Regions from separate parts of the Mus musculus genome. Here region 2 is linked to region 1. Evidence: chromatin loops called from intact Hi-C (ENCODE). Cell type or tissue: heart. All regions are shown on one strand.

Evidence for each region. A loop is a pair of places that touch in the nucleus more often than their neighbours do. Peaks named below come from ENCODE experiments on the same cell type or tissue, not always from the same donor. Only the 100,000 strongest peaks of a DNase experiment are listed, where the experiment ranks them.
Region 2: a loop joins it to region 1, with 2.6 times the contacts of the local background. A loop is called at or near these places in 2 of 42 quality-filtered maps.

The regions. Positions count from the first base shown.
Region 1 is chr5:8,618,938-8,626,937 of GRCm38, reverse strand. It overlaps Rundc3b (RUN domain containing 3B), which reads left to right and starts at 3,986. Exons shown (of 11, transcript NM_001347311.1): 1 at 3,986-4,450. The coding sequence starts at 4,326. The region is part of intron 2 of Abcb1a (ATP-binding cassette, sub-family B (MDR/TAP), member 1A); the gene reads right to left. In heart, no CTCF peak of the experiment used is centred here; DNase peaks (open chromatin) are centred at 3,807 and 4,617; H3K4me3 peaks cover 1,601 bases; H3K27ac peaks cover 1,022 bases.
Region 2 is chr5:8,563,228-8,571,227 of GRCm38, reverse strand. Rundc3b (RUN domain containing 3B) reads left to right here. Exons shown (of 11, transcript NM_001347311.1): 4 at 1,648-1,733. Abcb1a (ATP-binding cassette, sub-family B (MDR/TAP), member 1A) reads right to left here and starts at 4,137. Exons shown (of 30, transcript NM_011076.3): 1 at 3,999-4,137. In heart, no CTCF peak of the experiment used is centred here; no DNase peak of the experiment used is centred here.

The DNA.
Region 1 (8,000 bases):
ATTTGGAGGTTGGAAGTCAAACTTTGGGCTTCTAGGTGTCTGTAGTTCCTCCAAAGCCCTCTAATTTTTTTTTTTAATAGAGGTCTCTCATCACTCTAGATTTTGCCAGTCAATCTAGGTTGGCTGGCCAATAAGCTCCAGGGATCTGTTTCCACATCTCAAGTGTTGAGCTTACAAGCATGCCATTAAACAGAGCTTTAAAAATGAGTTCTGGGGGTTGAACTCAAGCCTTCTCAAACATTTTATTGAGTGAGCTATCTTGTTAGCTCCTATAGAGAATCTTCTAATGTATTTACATATTGTGCAAATGTTCAAATAGTGAATAGAAATATTTGCCAAAAGAAGTTAAAAATAGTGTGAAAACTCATCTAACTATCAGTGATTTTTAATTCCTTCCTCCAGATTAGTAATCGGGAAAGCACTCAGGACATATCACTCAAGGTAAGTGATGGGGGCAAAAATCTTATCAAATGAGGCCACCAAGTAGCAGTTTAATGAGAACAGTCCATGCAAAGTTAAATGAATTCTTGTGGTAAAGATCATTAAGCAAGTTATCATGTCAGGTGAGCCCACTAAAAGTGATGAAAATTAACGTTGTAGCCTGATAAGAAAAATTTCCTGTCTTCAGTCAGAAATCCAATGGTCATAGTACAAGTAACATGAAGGTGCACTTGATGCCAGAAGGCAATCTCACTTTTTTATTTTAAAATGTGTAACCACATTCAACTTCTTGATAGATGCTTCCCTCCCAAATCTACTAAGGTTGCCTACCGTTTGACTTCAGACATCTTCCTACTCCCTATATCTTTTTGAGACAGGGCCTAGTGTTCAATTTGCATCTGAAATGTTCCTCAGAGGCACAGGCCTCAAATGTTTGTCCCCACCTGGTGGTTTTATTTTGGAAGGTTGTGAAAACTTTGGACAGTGGGACCTACTTGGAGGAAGCAGGTCACTGAGAGAAGGTCCTGGAGTTAGTTGTCTTATCCCTGATGGATTTCCATACTCCACATCCTCTCAGATTTGAAGTCAGCTTCAGTGCTCTCCTAAACCCTTCCATGCCATGAAACTTCTGAAGCATGTACCCAAATAAGCGCTTCCTTTCTCAAACTGTATGTCAGATAGTTTGGACACAACAACACAAAACAAAGCAAGGTATTCCTTCTACCTATATTATCAGAATTCTGGGGTTGTAGAAGTATGCCACCATCCTTTGCTCTAGAAATTTTCTTTTTTTTTTCCAATTTTTTATTAGGTATTTTCTTCATTTACATTTCAAATGCTATTCCGAAAGTCCCCTATACCACCCCCCTCCCCTACGCACCCACTCCCACTTCTTGGCCCTGGAGTTCCCCTGTACTGGGTCATATAAAGTTTGTAACACCAAGGGGCCTCTCTTCCCAATGATGACCGACTAGGCCATCTTCTGCTACATATGCAGCTAGAGACACGAGCTCTGGGGGTACTGGTTAGTTCATATTGTTGTTCACCTATAGGGTTGCAGATCCCTTCAGCTCCTTGGGTACTTTCTCTAGCTCCTCCATTGGGGGCCCTGTGTTCCATCCAAAAGCTGACTGTGAGCATCCACTTCTGTGTTTGCCATGCACTGGCATAGCCTCACAAGAGACAGCTATATCAGGGTCCTTTCAGCAAAATCTTGCTAGCTTATGCAATAGTGTCTGTGTTTGGTGGCTGATTATGGGATGGACCCCCGGGTGTGGATGGTCCATCCTTTCATCTCAGCTCCAAGCTTTGTCTCTGTAACTTCTTCCATGGGTGTTTTGTTCCCAATTCTAAGAAGGGGCGAAGGAAGTGTCCACACTTTGGTCTTCGTTCTTCTTGAGTTTCATGTGTTTTGCAAAATGTATCTTGGGTATTCTAAGTTTCTAGGCTAATATCCACTTATCAGTGAATACATATCATGTGAGTTCTTTTGTAATTGGGTTACCTCACTCAGGCTGATGCCCTCCAGGTCCATCCATTTGCCTAGGAATTACATAAATTCATTGTTTTTAATAGCTGAGTAGTACTCCATTGTGTAAATGTACCACATTTTCTGTATCCATTCCTCTGTTGGGGGGCATCTGGGTTCTTTCCAGCTTCTGGCTATTATAAATAAGGCTGCTATGAACATAGTGGAGCATGTGTCCTTATTACCAGTTGGAACATCTTCTGGATATATGGCCAGGAGAGGTATTGTGGGATCCTCTGGTAGTACTATGTCCAATTTTCTGAGGAACCACCAGACTGATTTCCAGAGTGGTTATACAAGCTTGCAATCCCACCAACAATGGAGGAGTGTTCCTCTTTCTCCACATCCTCGCCAGCATCTGCTATCACCTGAATTTTTGATCTTAGCCATTCTGACTGGTGTGAGGTGGAATCTCAAGGTTGTTTTGATTCCCATTTCCCTGATGATTAAGGATGTTGAACATTTTTTTCAGGTGCTTCTCAGCCATTCGGTATTCCTCAGGTGAGAATTCTTTGTTTAGCTCTGAGCCCCATTTTTTAATGGGGTTATTTGATTTTCTGGAGTCCACCTTCTTGAGTTTTTTATATATATTGAATATTAGTCCCCTATCTGATTTAGGATAGGTAAAGATCCTTTCCCAATCTTTTGGTGGCCTTTTTGTCTTATTGGCAGTGTCTTTTGCCTTACAGAAGCTTTGCAATTTTATGAGGTCCCATTTGTCAATTCTTGATCTTACAGCACAAGCCATTGCTCTTCTATTCAGGAATTTTCCCCCTGTGCATATCTTTGAGGCTTTCCCTCACTTTCTCCTCTATAAGTTTCAGTGTCTCTGGTTTTATGTGGAGTTCCTTGATCCACTTAGACTTGACCTTAGTACAAGGAGATAGGAATGGATCAATTTGCATTCTTCTACATGATAACCTCCAGTTGTGCCAGCACCATTTGTTGAAAATGCTGTCTTTTTTTCCACTGGATGGTTTTAGCTCCCTTGTAGAAATTTTCTTAATAATTAATTTTTATTTTAACATAATTATATTTAAGAGGTAGAGGTGAGACTTTGTCCTGATTTTAGATTTTCAAAATTTAAAAACAAACAAACAAACAAACAAAACCTGAAGTCTGGACATACTTACAGGCAGTCTGAGGTGAATGTCAGAGGTCAGGGTCTCAAGCCCGTAGCCTCCCATAGGTAAAGCCAGAGGTAAAGCCAGAGAAGTAGAGACTACAAAGTGGTCCTCCCAAGGGGCTTATTGGGACTCCAAGGCAGGATTTCCCTCTGCCCTTGACAAACCTCCTCCATGGCTCACGAGCTGCAATTCAGTTCAGATCTCACTGCACAGAACCCAAGACTGGACATCCCCACTACACTCGTTTTTCTATGGTCAATGTGGTTTCAAGGCTGTGCTGGACACTGAGTAAGATGAGGTGAATTCTGACCAGATTCACGGGAAGAGAAATGCCATGGGCGCACTCCCTGATGCCACTGTGTCGTTGTTTGTCAGGTTCAAAGGGGGCGTTTGGGACAAATGGAACTCTTCTTCTATTCTAGGTAACCCCCACTTCCCACCCCACCCAACTATGGCATTCTCCTGCTGAGGCTACTGAAGCCTCAGGACCAGGAATCTGCCATGAACTTAGCCTTGTCAGGGTGACTATGGACCACAGTCACCGTGGAGTAGGCACAGCAAAGCCGGCTTTCCAAGCCAAGGCTGCCTCGCCGGGCTCACCAAGGTGCTGCACGAGCCGACCCGCGTTCTGACAGAGGCCCACGCGCCAGGGCGGGGCTTAAGCGAGCCTCTTTAAAAGCTCCTGGGGCGGGTCCCGCCCCCACCTCTCGTCATTGGCTCTCTCCGTAGCGGCCTTGTTCCCATAGGTGCAGGGGGCGGGGGCTGAGTGAGACAGGCGTGGGGAGGGGGGCTTCACCTCAGCGGCTCCGCCCTGCTGGAAGAATGACGTGCGGTTAGGCCTGCGGGGTGACAGGCTCGCCCGGGCGCTGGTGCGGCGTCCCTGGAGACTCGGAGCCCGCCCTCCCGCCCGCCCGCCCGCGCGCGCTTCTCTCGTGGACGGCGGCGGCGGCGCGCGCGCGCGCGAGCGAGGGTGGAGGTGGCTCGTGCGTGCGTGTGAGTGAGCGCGTGTGTATGTGTGAGAGAGCGTGTGTGAGTGTGTGTGCACGCGCGCGTGGAGCCTGGGTACCGGTGCCCGACTGACTGCCTTCCACACCCTGCCTACTCCGCGCCTCCTTCCTCGCCTCTCTCCCGCCCGGCGGGCTGCCATCGTTGAGAGAAGGCCGGGGGACACAGGTGTGCGAGGCTTGCGGGACCGCTGGAGACAAAGGGGGCGCGGAGGTGAGCCCGCCATGGCCTCCCGGAGCCTGGGGGGCCTGAGCGGGAGCCGCGGCGGCGGCGGCGGCGGCGGCGGCAAGAAGAGCCTGAGCGCCCGCAACGCTGCGGTGGAGAGGAGGAACCTGATCACCGTGTGCAGGTGCGGGGCTGCGGGCGCCGGGCTGAGGGAGGTGCTGGGGCTCGGCGCTGCGGCCCGTGCCGCGCGTGTCCGCGGGCCAGCGGGGCCCTGCAGAGGGGCGGGAGCCTCTCCCCGCGAGGCCGTGGGCTAGCCCTCGCGTCTCAGGGTCCTCGCTTGGAGGCTGCCCGGGGAGGGCCGGGGCGGAGCCGGGGAGGAACCGTTTGGAACCGGCCAGCTTGCGTCTGAGGAGAAGAGGGCGGAGGAAGAGCAGCATCCAGCTGCTGTAGTAGTTACTGAGATGTCCCCAAATCCCTGTGCGTTCTCTTGCTGTCGCTTGTTGGCGTACGCATTTTCACTCCTCTCCCTCGGCCCTTATCTGTATTGGGTATCTAAGTCTTGTCAACTACAGTGCTTGTGCAATTGTGGAAGACTCCTGGTCAGTCCTTTTGGGCATTTATTTAAGTGCTTCCTGGTTGTAAATGTAGCCCTTCCTCCAGGAATTATAGAAATAGATCATCACTATCTATAAATCAAGAATTCAGAAAAAAACTGATTTTGAACAAGCTGATAAATTTTCTTTAAGTCTTATAATATTCTAGGCATCCATCTCTTAGTAACTACTCAGAGCCAATACGCTCTGTTAAAAATGATTTTGTTCCATCATACTGGTTAATCATCAACTACTGATAATTCTCTTGTTATCAGGTAAATGATGAAACCTTTCCTGCCTCTCTGGCTTATGTCTATTTTTTTTTTTCCTTATGTAAAATCGTGGCTAGCATCTTAAGCAGATTGCAGATATCTGTAGTAGGAATGACATTCAGTATTTAAGCAACTTTTAAAAAGTTGGATTCTAATGAATGCTCATCTTTCAGGAAGAGCTTTGCTCACAGTTTGCATTGTAAGTGGTAAAGTAATATAGACTATATTTATCATTTGTGCTGTGTAGAATACAAGCTTTTGGGACAGATGGGCTTTATTACATTGTTTTAAATTGAGGCAAATTTCTATGTTAGATTCATAGAAAAATAAGCTAGTTGGGTAGTCTTATCTTTTAAAGATATTAAAATTATTTTTTTAAAGAAATGAGTTTCAAAGCAGGTTCCAGCCTAACCTGTGCTTCTTGAATCATTTATGCTGCATCAGAGCTTCAGCGGACTCAAACTTCCCGATGGTTTAACATTGGAAGGTGGACCAAGTTGATCTAGTGGAAATGTAACGAGCTCATAACAAATGTTGTCATTAGTTAGTGTCTTAGTACCATCTCCTCATTATCTTCATTGTTTTGTCAGCTATACAATAATGTTGGACTAGATTTCTAGGAATTTCAAATAATGGACTTAAAATGAATGATAGCCATCAAGCATCATTTGATCATATTTGGTTTTTAATGTTTCCAAATATGAGCACGGTGATAATGGTAGAAAAATATTTGTAGCAGATAGGTGAGGCACATGCATTTTTCTCTAAACAAACATTTGAATTGTGGTCCCATTTTGTGATTCTTTATTGATGTCCTGGAAAAACGGGAATTTATAAAACTAGAACAAACAAAACTGCCAACCACTACATATAATTTCTTATACTTGCACAGTAAAGTTTTTTCCCTTAAAAAGTTAGATATAGTTTCAGTGCTATATCATAAAACTATACAATTCTGTATATTTAATGACATATACAAGTACAATATTTTTTACTGTTTTGAATTTTGGAATTAGGCTTTAAGATAGTCAGGAAAAGAACTAAATTGATTTTGGGTTCATTATGATTGTGTGTGTATGTGTAATTCAATTTTTTACAGAGAACTCTTATATATTGTAGACTAAAACCACTGTATAATACTTACCAAATAAATATTTAGTTTATTTTTTCATAGGTTGTACTGGAGAGGAAATAGGTTATTTGAGAACTCTAAATTTTCACACACAACTCCAAAATTTATACACTGATTTTAGCTACCCTATTTTGTGTACATATTTTTCATTATTTAGAACTTTGAAAAATTGAGATATAGTTTTCCATATTCTCCCGTCCTTTTCTGTACATGGCCTTGCTGTGTAACCTTAACTGGCATGAAACTTGCTATGTAGATTAGGCTTGCCTCAAATTCACTGAGATCTTCCTGTTTCAGCCTCCGGAGCCATGTGCTTTATACTGGGCCTGCCCTTTGGACTTTTTTAACCTACATTTTTTTATCCACATAAATTCAGATGTTTGTCATTTTTTTTCTGTTGTTATTAAGCTTATGCATTTTTCAAATATTTTTATATTGTATATGAGTGTTTTGCTTACATGTATGACTGTGCTCTATGTATGTAAATTGCTCTCTGAGGCCAGACCAGAAGAGGTGTCAGATGCCCTGGAACTGGAGTTACAAATAGTTGTGAGCTGCCACATGGGTTCTGGAAACAAACATGAGTCCTCCAGAAGAGCAGCCAGCACTCTTAATCACTGAACCATCTCTACAGCTCAAGTTGATATCTTTTTAAGCCTGTGTATTTCTTTGGCCTTAGTTTTATTGGCAAATACAATTAAAATTTAATTTATCTTTCAGTTTATAATAGTATATAAAATTCTAAAATATTCATATTTAACATTTTAAAACAACTTTTGTCAAACTTTTAAGTCAATAGTCTGCTGGCTAGTTTTGTGTCAGCGTGACACAGCTACACAGCTAGAGTCATCAGAAAGGTGAAATCCTCATTTGAGAAAATATCTCCATAAGATCCAGCTGTAGACATTTTCCTCCATAAGATCCAGCTGTAGACATTTTCTTTTCTTTCTTGTTTTTTTTTTTTTTTTAGATTTGGCTGATTTTTTATATATTTCTTTTTTAATTTTTTATTTAAACAATTTTTATTAGATATTTTCTTCATTTACAATTCAAATGCTATCCTAAAAGTCCCCTATACCCTCTCCCACCCTGCTCCCCAACCCACCCACTCCGGCTTCCTGGCCCTAGCATTTTCTTAATTAGTGATTGATGCAGGAGCCTCCCCCTCCTCCAATCCCCCATTATGGATGGTACAATTTCTGGGCAGGTGCTTCTGGGTTCTACAAGAAAGCAAGCCATGAGGAGCAAGTCAGTAAGCAGCCCACCTTCCAGGACCTCTACTTCAGCTCCTGCATCCAGGTTGCTGCCCTTTTTGAGTTCCTGTCCAGACTTCCTTTGCTGATAAACAGTGATCTGGAAGTATAAGCCAAATAAGCCCTTTCCTCTCCATCTTGCTTTTTGGTCATGGTGTTTTATTGCAGCAGTAGAAACTCTAAGACTGTATTTTAAAGGAACTTTTTATGCAAAATCAATTTTCCTGGCTTGTGGATAAAAAAAAAGGACAAGGGTGATTTAAGAAATACACAATAGATTAACCAGGATAGAGACAAATGGTGATTTTTATAATTAAAATACTTTAATAACATGAAACATCATTTTTATAGGTCAAGATAGTATTTCAGAGAACTAGTATTATTTCAGATTAGAACAGTACCTCATTTCTTTAGTGTGGTCAAGGAATAAAGAGCTCATATTTTATATGTAACTAGTATCTACTCTTGAGCTTAAAATTCTTCC
Region 2 (8,000 bases), 56 kb after region 1:
CACTGCCTAAAATCATTGTATCTGTGGATATTTTCATGCTTTGTCCAAGCCCGGTAGTTGAGCATAACAAGTATTGATTAGGCACCTTTATTCCCACTGCCAAACCACTGCCATTGGTTTTCTGTGTTATTCAGTTGCATGAAATTTGCTGGTGAATTGGGAAGAACTAGGTAGAAATGAAAGTAAATGTACTTTTGCATTCTTTCTACAGATATTATTCCTTATATTCTTTCAGTCTAAATAGGCTATAAAAAATGGCTGGGGAGGTAGCCTGGTGAAGGAAAGTGCTTTTTTCACAGGCTTGATGACCTGAATTCCAATCTCCAAACACCTACATAAAAATCCTGGTGTGGCCGGGAGTGGTGGCGCATGCCTTTAATCCCAGCACTTGGGAGGCAGAGGCAGGCGGATTTCTGATTTCGAGGCCAGCCTGGTCTACAGAGTGAGTTCCAGGACAGCCAGGGCTACACAGAGAAACCCTGTCTCGAAAACAAACAAACAAACAAACAAAAAACAAAAACAAAAACAATCCTGGTGTGAACGCTCTGGTCTGTAACTCCAAGTCAGAGATATGGGAAATTAGATAAGAAACAAGTAGATCCCAGGTGTTTGCTGTCCAGTCAATCTAGCCAAAATAACTGAACAATCTCCAGGTTAGATAAGAGACCTTGTCTCAAAAAAAGTCACAGGAGGGGGATACAGAGCAATAGAAAGAAAAAGATACCTGGAATTGACTTCTGACCTCCACACATCCACAAGCAAGTGCAAACGCGCATACACACACACACACAAAACCTATGTAGGGAATAATAATAACTATCTAATGTCTACTACTAAAAGCGCATACACACACACACACAATATGTAGGGAATAATAATAACTATCTAATGTCTACTACTAAAAGCGCATACACACACACACAAAACCTATGTAGGGAATAATAATAACTATCTAATGTCTACTACTAAAAGGTGTTGATACTTTCTAGCATTGTCTAATGACTCACAAGTCAGAATTGCTTGTCTGTGATTCTGTGCTGACATCTGAGTTGAGGGTTTTTTGGGAGGGCAGGGGTAAAACCAGAACTGGATCATGCTAAGCAAATGCAGTATCGCAGAGCTACATCCCCAGTCCCTGGCCTCTTGTTTCTGTCTTAAGTCTTTGGTAGCTTGTTTTAAATTTGGGGGAAGGAGCTGCAAATTTAGTAACTCTTGACTTGGGTTTATGATTGGGTTTATGACAGTATAATTTACGGTCAGTATAAAAACGTCCTCTTCGGGTATGAGTAGAATATTTTTTCAAGAAAGTATTGTTGAAGTGAATACTAAAGTTTCTATTTTATAAGGAGATTCATTTTAACTAGCATGTTGCCTTTGGATATTAAAGAAGAATTTTATTTATTTGAATAAAATGAATTTTATTGATTCAAAATACAAAGGACATAGCTGTAATTTGATATGTCATGTATCTTCTGAAAGACAAAAATACATATTTAATATAACCAAAGTTTTCTGCTTATCTTCTTAGATGTTTTTCTTGTTCTTTATTTTGAATTATTTATTCCTTATTGTTATCATGCAGATATTTGACAGTATGTAGAAAATATTTCTTAAGTTTCTTATTTGATCCTTTCTTGTTCCTCTTAGGGTAGAGCCTGGATCAGAGTAGCACTCATGGAAAAACATTTGTCTGAATACATCTCTACAGCTTTGAGAGACTTCAAAACAACCAGGTTTAAAAGTCCTTTCAATTTTCTAATATTTATGATTTGAAAATCAGAATAAAGAGGTAGTCTGAAGTTCTCAACTTTCAGATCATCTGTTTTTTCTACTGCTCAGATAAATCTGCTATCTTCTTAGAAAAGTGTAGTTTGTCCCTGACTACATTTGACTTACTGATTGGTGTAAAGGCATACATGGGACCACCTCAAATATCTTTTCATTGACTCGTTCTGAGTATCAGTCTGTCAGTGATTTGACGTTCATTCCCCCATTCACTTTCCTCTGCAAATTTGAAAGAAGTTCTAAGTATGAAATTCATACATACCTGATCTCTTTCCCGAGTATAGTGCTTCCTTATTTCTTTGCTTGGGAAGACTATAAGCAGTTCGTTTCTTTCATCCATGTATAGAATTAACAATGGATTTGTTGTCTTTCCAATGACCTCTTTGTAGATATTTTTCTAAGGTTACATAGACTTAAGGGGTGACCTATTGTCTGCTTTGTCAAAGTGAAGACTTTATTGCTTTTTAGTTGGTAGTGGAAAGGTTCTTGCTCCACAACAGTTGATTGTATTTAGTTCTTGTCTGGTGACCTATATTTGTTGCTGTTGATGACACTACTCTCCTCTATGTCAAAAGTACTTGTAAATGAAAACATTTAATAATCTTATTATTTTAGACATATACTGTAGAGTGTCACTGGCACAAAATACTACATGAGATAAAATTAAATAGGATCATATAAAATTCAAATTTTGTTGTTTAGTTGTCATAAGACTTTTCAGGTACTTCATTTGTGGCAAGCTGTAGAACTTTCCCATCTCCAAGAGAGGCTGCCCTGTGCTTCTAAGCGACTTTACTTAGTTAACCTCATTCTTAGTTCTGAAAAGGATGGTAAAATGGCAGCTATAGATCAGTTTTGATAACAGAGATTAGGAATAAAGAACTTATGAATCTGGAACCTCAATTTCCATGTCCTGATGGATTTAACACTCTAGATTTTAATAAATCCTTGACATGGGTTATGACATTCTTTTAGCCAGCTAGCTGGTACAGATATCTACTGAGAATTTTTCAACTCTGTAGATAATAAATAAAACAGTAAACTTTTTTGTTGTTGTTTTTTGTGAAGTTCTTTTTTTTTTTTTTTTTTTTTTTTTGAGACAGGGTTTCTCTGTGTAGCCCTGGCTATCCTGGAACTCACTTTGTAGCTCAGGCTGGACTCGAACTCAGAAATCCACCTGCTTCTGCCTCCCAAGTGCTGGGATTAAAGGCGTGTGCCACCACGCCTGGCAACAGTAAACTTTTAATTTGACAGATACAAAAAAATATTATGATAATAAATTTGATCCGGAAAAGACTTTTAGCTACAAAAGTGTTTTAATAAGATAAATATAGTATGTAATTATTGAGATTTTTAGCAACTTGATACTCTTAGGAAATACCTAAAGATGGGTAGTGAGATGATAAACTCATAGACCTTTAAAATGAACCTGACAAAATGAAATTTTATCACCACAGAGAGACAAACTTAATTATAAGAAGAAATATTGAGGGCACAAAGGCTTTGTAAATAAAACTACAGCACATATCAGAATCTAGTATGCCAAACCAAAAAAATCTAAATTAAAACTAAGCTTATATAATAATTCTCTTTTATATAATTATCTCTTATTTAATTATAATATATTTTATCTTTTCTACAGAAATGTCTCTCGTTATTAGTCCTGTGTCTTAGTTGACTCAATGGGGTGTGATAGACATAATTTTTGAATAGATTTTCTTGGAACAATAGTTTAAAAATTAAAGGGAGACATTTTAGCTTTGTCTCACATCTAGCTGTACCCTGATGAGAAAGGAAATGATTCAGTTCTAAACACAAAAGTTTCCAAAATAAAAGGCTTGTAATATACATAAACATATGATATCCATACACAAACGTGGCTTCGTGCATATTATATGCATACATGGATATAGTATACATAAACATGGCTGCCCTAACGAAGGTGCTTGAATGTGAATGCAGTGGCTTCATGATTCACATGAAGGAAAGTAAGCACAAAGATATTTCAGAATTTTCTTCTTAGATTGTGACTAACAAATGTGGAAACTCAGAACGTTTTTAACTACTTAATTTTGTTATTTTTACTTAAATAAATTCAAATAACTCTTTCATTATAAGTAATTTGAATGTAAACCTCTGGCTAAACAAACACATTTGGAAGAGTAAATTTGTAAAGTATAAGAATAGTCCTGGAGAGAATAGATGCACATTACCTTTTATCTGAATGCTTCCAGGCATAAGCGCTTAAAGAAGGAGAATTTAATCCTGTCAGAATCTTGAGAGTACCTGAATCAAGTGGATTTCTTCTTGTTCTGTCTGACTCCGCGGACAAAGAGAAATGATAGTCTTTAAAATAGTGACAGCATGTTTACCCCAGCTCAAGGGGAGGAGCTAAGGCAGGCAACTTTGAAGCAGTAATCTGTGAATATCCAAGGATGGAGGAAGGGTGGAGGAAGGGTGGGGAACTGAAGTACAAATTCTTGGAGTACATAACTGCCTTCAAAGTATTAAAGAGTTTCATGTGAACTTTGTGCTGAAGTGAAAAGTGTCTTGAGGAACAACTGAAAAAAAAAAGAATAAAACCTAGGAATGTTTTGTGATTAAGGAATTTGGGTGTTAACTGGAGACAGCAGAACTCTGAAGTGATAGAGTACAAGCTCAGATTTTGTTTTAAGGTGCAAAATTACTTTGATAGCATTCTGAGGAAAATCTTAAATGAAAAGTGAATTTAAAACTGAGTTGGTTTGTTCAAAGTTTAATTTCTGTCCATCCACAGACTAAGGATTAATTAGAAACATTAAGCCAAATTTTATACATGTGACATTTGAAACAATATTGAAAATATTTTGGTGATAAATATATTCATTCAAATATATTCACATTTGGTGATAAATATTTAAGAAATAAATATTGGCAATAATAGATTTGGAAATTAGGAAGATAAAATTTAGCTTTATGAAAAGCTAAATTTAGCTGCTTCAGTATTTAATTTAAAATGATAAATTATGTCATAAAGACATGTCAGTTTTTACAGTATTTTCATATAACTAAAGGAAGGAATAAATTATAAAATAACTTTTAAATTCCTGAGCTATCACTTAAGATGTAGCTCCCAATTTTAGAAAAGTAGCTAGAATCTAAATCTTGCTAAATCTTTTAAGAACCAAGAGTTTTTAAATCTATAAATATGGTAAATGCTTACATTAAAATTATCCTTTGATATCTATTAATTTGCTTTCTAAGACTTCTGTTACTCATTGACTGGGAAATTCCAGGAGTAACTCATACATTTTATACAACTGTTTTTACACGCGGTTGCTAATACCTGCTTTAATCAGTTGTTACTGTTAATCTCTCCATGTGGCTTATTTATGTTAATCTTTATCATAGCATGAATGTATAGGGGAAGCATAGAATAGCATGGCAGCTGCTCCTGAGGTTATGATAGCCTTATGTCTGGAGAATCTCAGAGCATGTTGAAAACATTTTAAGTCAAAACCACATTTAGTACACAAACTGCAGGCATCAGAACTTAGCCTACTGCAATTTAATAGTCTCAAAACTTAGGAAAGCCCATGGTTGGGCAAGTACAACAGCAAGTCTGTTTTTATATATAGTAACCATGTGATGACAGACTGGCTAACTGTAGTGACAGCTCACTGCCATTGCCCTGCTCCTACCCTGAGGAAGATGAAAATGCAACTATGAAGCACAATTGCTGTTGAAGAACTACTGTTTTCTCAGTACCTTTAGGTCAAAAATTGGAAGCTGTACTTGTATATTGACTGCAAGTATAGATCTTACAGTTCCAGACATTCAGTGGGTTTGTTGGGATGTTCTTCATAGATGAGGTAAGCTTCTGTATTATGATGAAAAAAATTAATAAAACTCGCTTTTGAATTGTCCTACTTCATGACTTAACAAAAACTCCAAGTAGATCTGATTTAAATACAAAATTATTGAAAGAAAACATAAGTTTAGCTCTTTGGTATTTCCTTGACATGATATCCTATGTACAATAATCAAAAGAAAAATAGATAAATTGGACATCAATATTTATAACTTGATCCTTCAGTAGACACCATTGAGAAAGTAAACAAGAACACAGACTAGGAAACAATTTTAAAATCACATATCTTATAAAGAACATGGGGCTGGTGAGATGGCTCAGTAGGTAAGAGTACCCGACTGCTCTTCCAAAGGTCCGGAGTTCAAATCCCAGCAAACACATGGTGGCTCACAACCATCCGTAACGAGATCTGACACCCTCTTCTGGTGTGTCTGAAGACAGCTACAGTGTACTTACATATAATAAATAAATCTTTTTTAAAAAAAAAAAAGAACATGTATCTAGAATATATATAGAGAGAACTTTTACCATTAGTTAGTAAAAATGAGCAAACTTTTCTCTGGCAGAGTTATATTGTTCATAAGTAGCAAAGTAAAGCCTTGATGGTTAATTTTCATTGTTATCTTGGCAGAACTTGGATCTTTGAGTATATCTTTAAGATGGGGTTTCTAGACAAATTTGACCATGGAGACCCATCATGAATATAGGTGACATCATGCCATCTGTGGTGTCCCAAGCTGAATAAAAAGAGGAGAAATCCAGTTGAGTAGTCCCCCTACTATGATTCTGGGTCTGCTAAAACATGAGGACAGCCTTAGGTTTCCACTGTACTGGACTCTACCATGCCTTTCCCTCCATGATGGGTGACACCCTCAAATGTGAGTCAAATTAAGAACCTTCTCTCTTAAATTCAGTTGTAGCACTAAGAAAGTAATTAATGAAAAGCTCAGAGTCATTAGCTACTGAGAAATGCAAATCAGAAATATTATAAAATACTCTTTCATATGAAGTAGATGTGTATATACAAAAGATTACATAAAAGCAAATGTTGATGAAAACTTGGAAATTTTGGATCCCCAATGCATTGCTTGTTTGAAAAGTAAAATATAGCCATTTTGAAAACAGTCTGCAGTTGCTGAAAAAGTTTTAATGCAAAATTATCATAAGACCTATAATATGACACCTAGGGGTAGAGTGTGTAGATATTTGTTATACTTATATATTGATGCATGTATATAAAATTGATACCATCATTGTAAAATGTCCATCTATTTATAGCAGCATTATTCGTAATAACCCAAAAAGAAAACAACCTAAATCCTTATCGCCTAAAGATCATTGAAATGTCCAGGGTGGCTAAAGAAGTACAAAGAAATAGGAATAAAGTTAGTGATCTAGATAGACGGGGACTGGGAGCACCCTGGGCAGAGGAGCTGGAAGGAAATGATAGGTAACTGATGACAGACGCTGTGCTGGCTATCATGGTATTCATAACAGCAGCTGTCCCCACCAAGGGCATACACCTGATGACCTACCTTGAAAGTACCTTGAAAGAAAAATCTTGCAATTTTTTCCATAAAATATGTAAATGAGTACTTATTGGCGTAGGCAGCATGTTTCAGTTACGTTTCTTAAAACCTTCCCTGATTTTACTGCTGTCTGGCTGGGGGCCCTGCAATGAGTTGTTTAACTTCTCTGGAGGATGATGATATGTACTAGCTGTAGTAGCAAAATTAAAGAAAAGAACTTCAATAAAATAGTTATAATTATGCCCTACGCTCAATACATATTGTTTACTGTTTTTGTAAATGTTTCGCAGCTTACAAAACCTGTGGTTAGACTCATGTAGATCAAGTGTTCAGATTAAGCACAAGTATACCAGTTTTTAATGATTCCAAAATTAAGATCTCATCTTTCTCTTCCTCAAGAAACTATTTACCTTCTTTGTAGTATTTACCACCATCCATAATTATCTTTCTCCTTTGTTTTTTGCCTATCAACTTACTGAGATGTTATGCTGCACAGAGCAGGAACTGTCTACTTCTCTCCTTCCTTCCTTCCTTCCTTCCTTCCTTCCTTCCTTCCTTCCTTCCTTCCTTCCTTCCTTTCTTTCTTTCTTTCTTTCTCCTTTTTCTTCTTTTTCTTTCTTTCTTTTTTGCTGTTATAAATGCAGTAAGCAGCATAGTTTTGTCACATAGAAGGAAGGATTTGTTATATAGTCATTGGTACAATAACCAATGATTCTCACATTCTTAAGATCTTTGAAGATTTGTGCTATATCCGTTTCACATGCATTTTAACTTTAACCATAATGTAATGCTTATGTATGCTATTTTGTCTACCACATGGGAGGACTTTTTCTCAT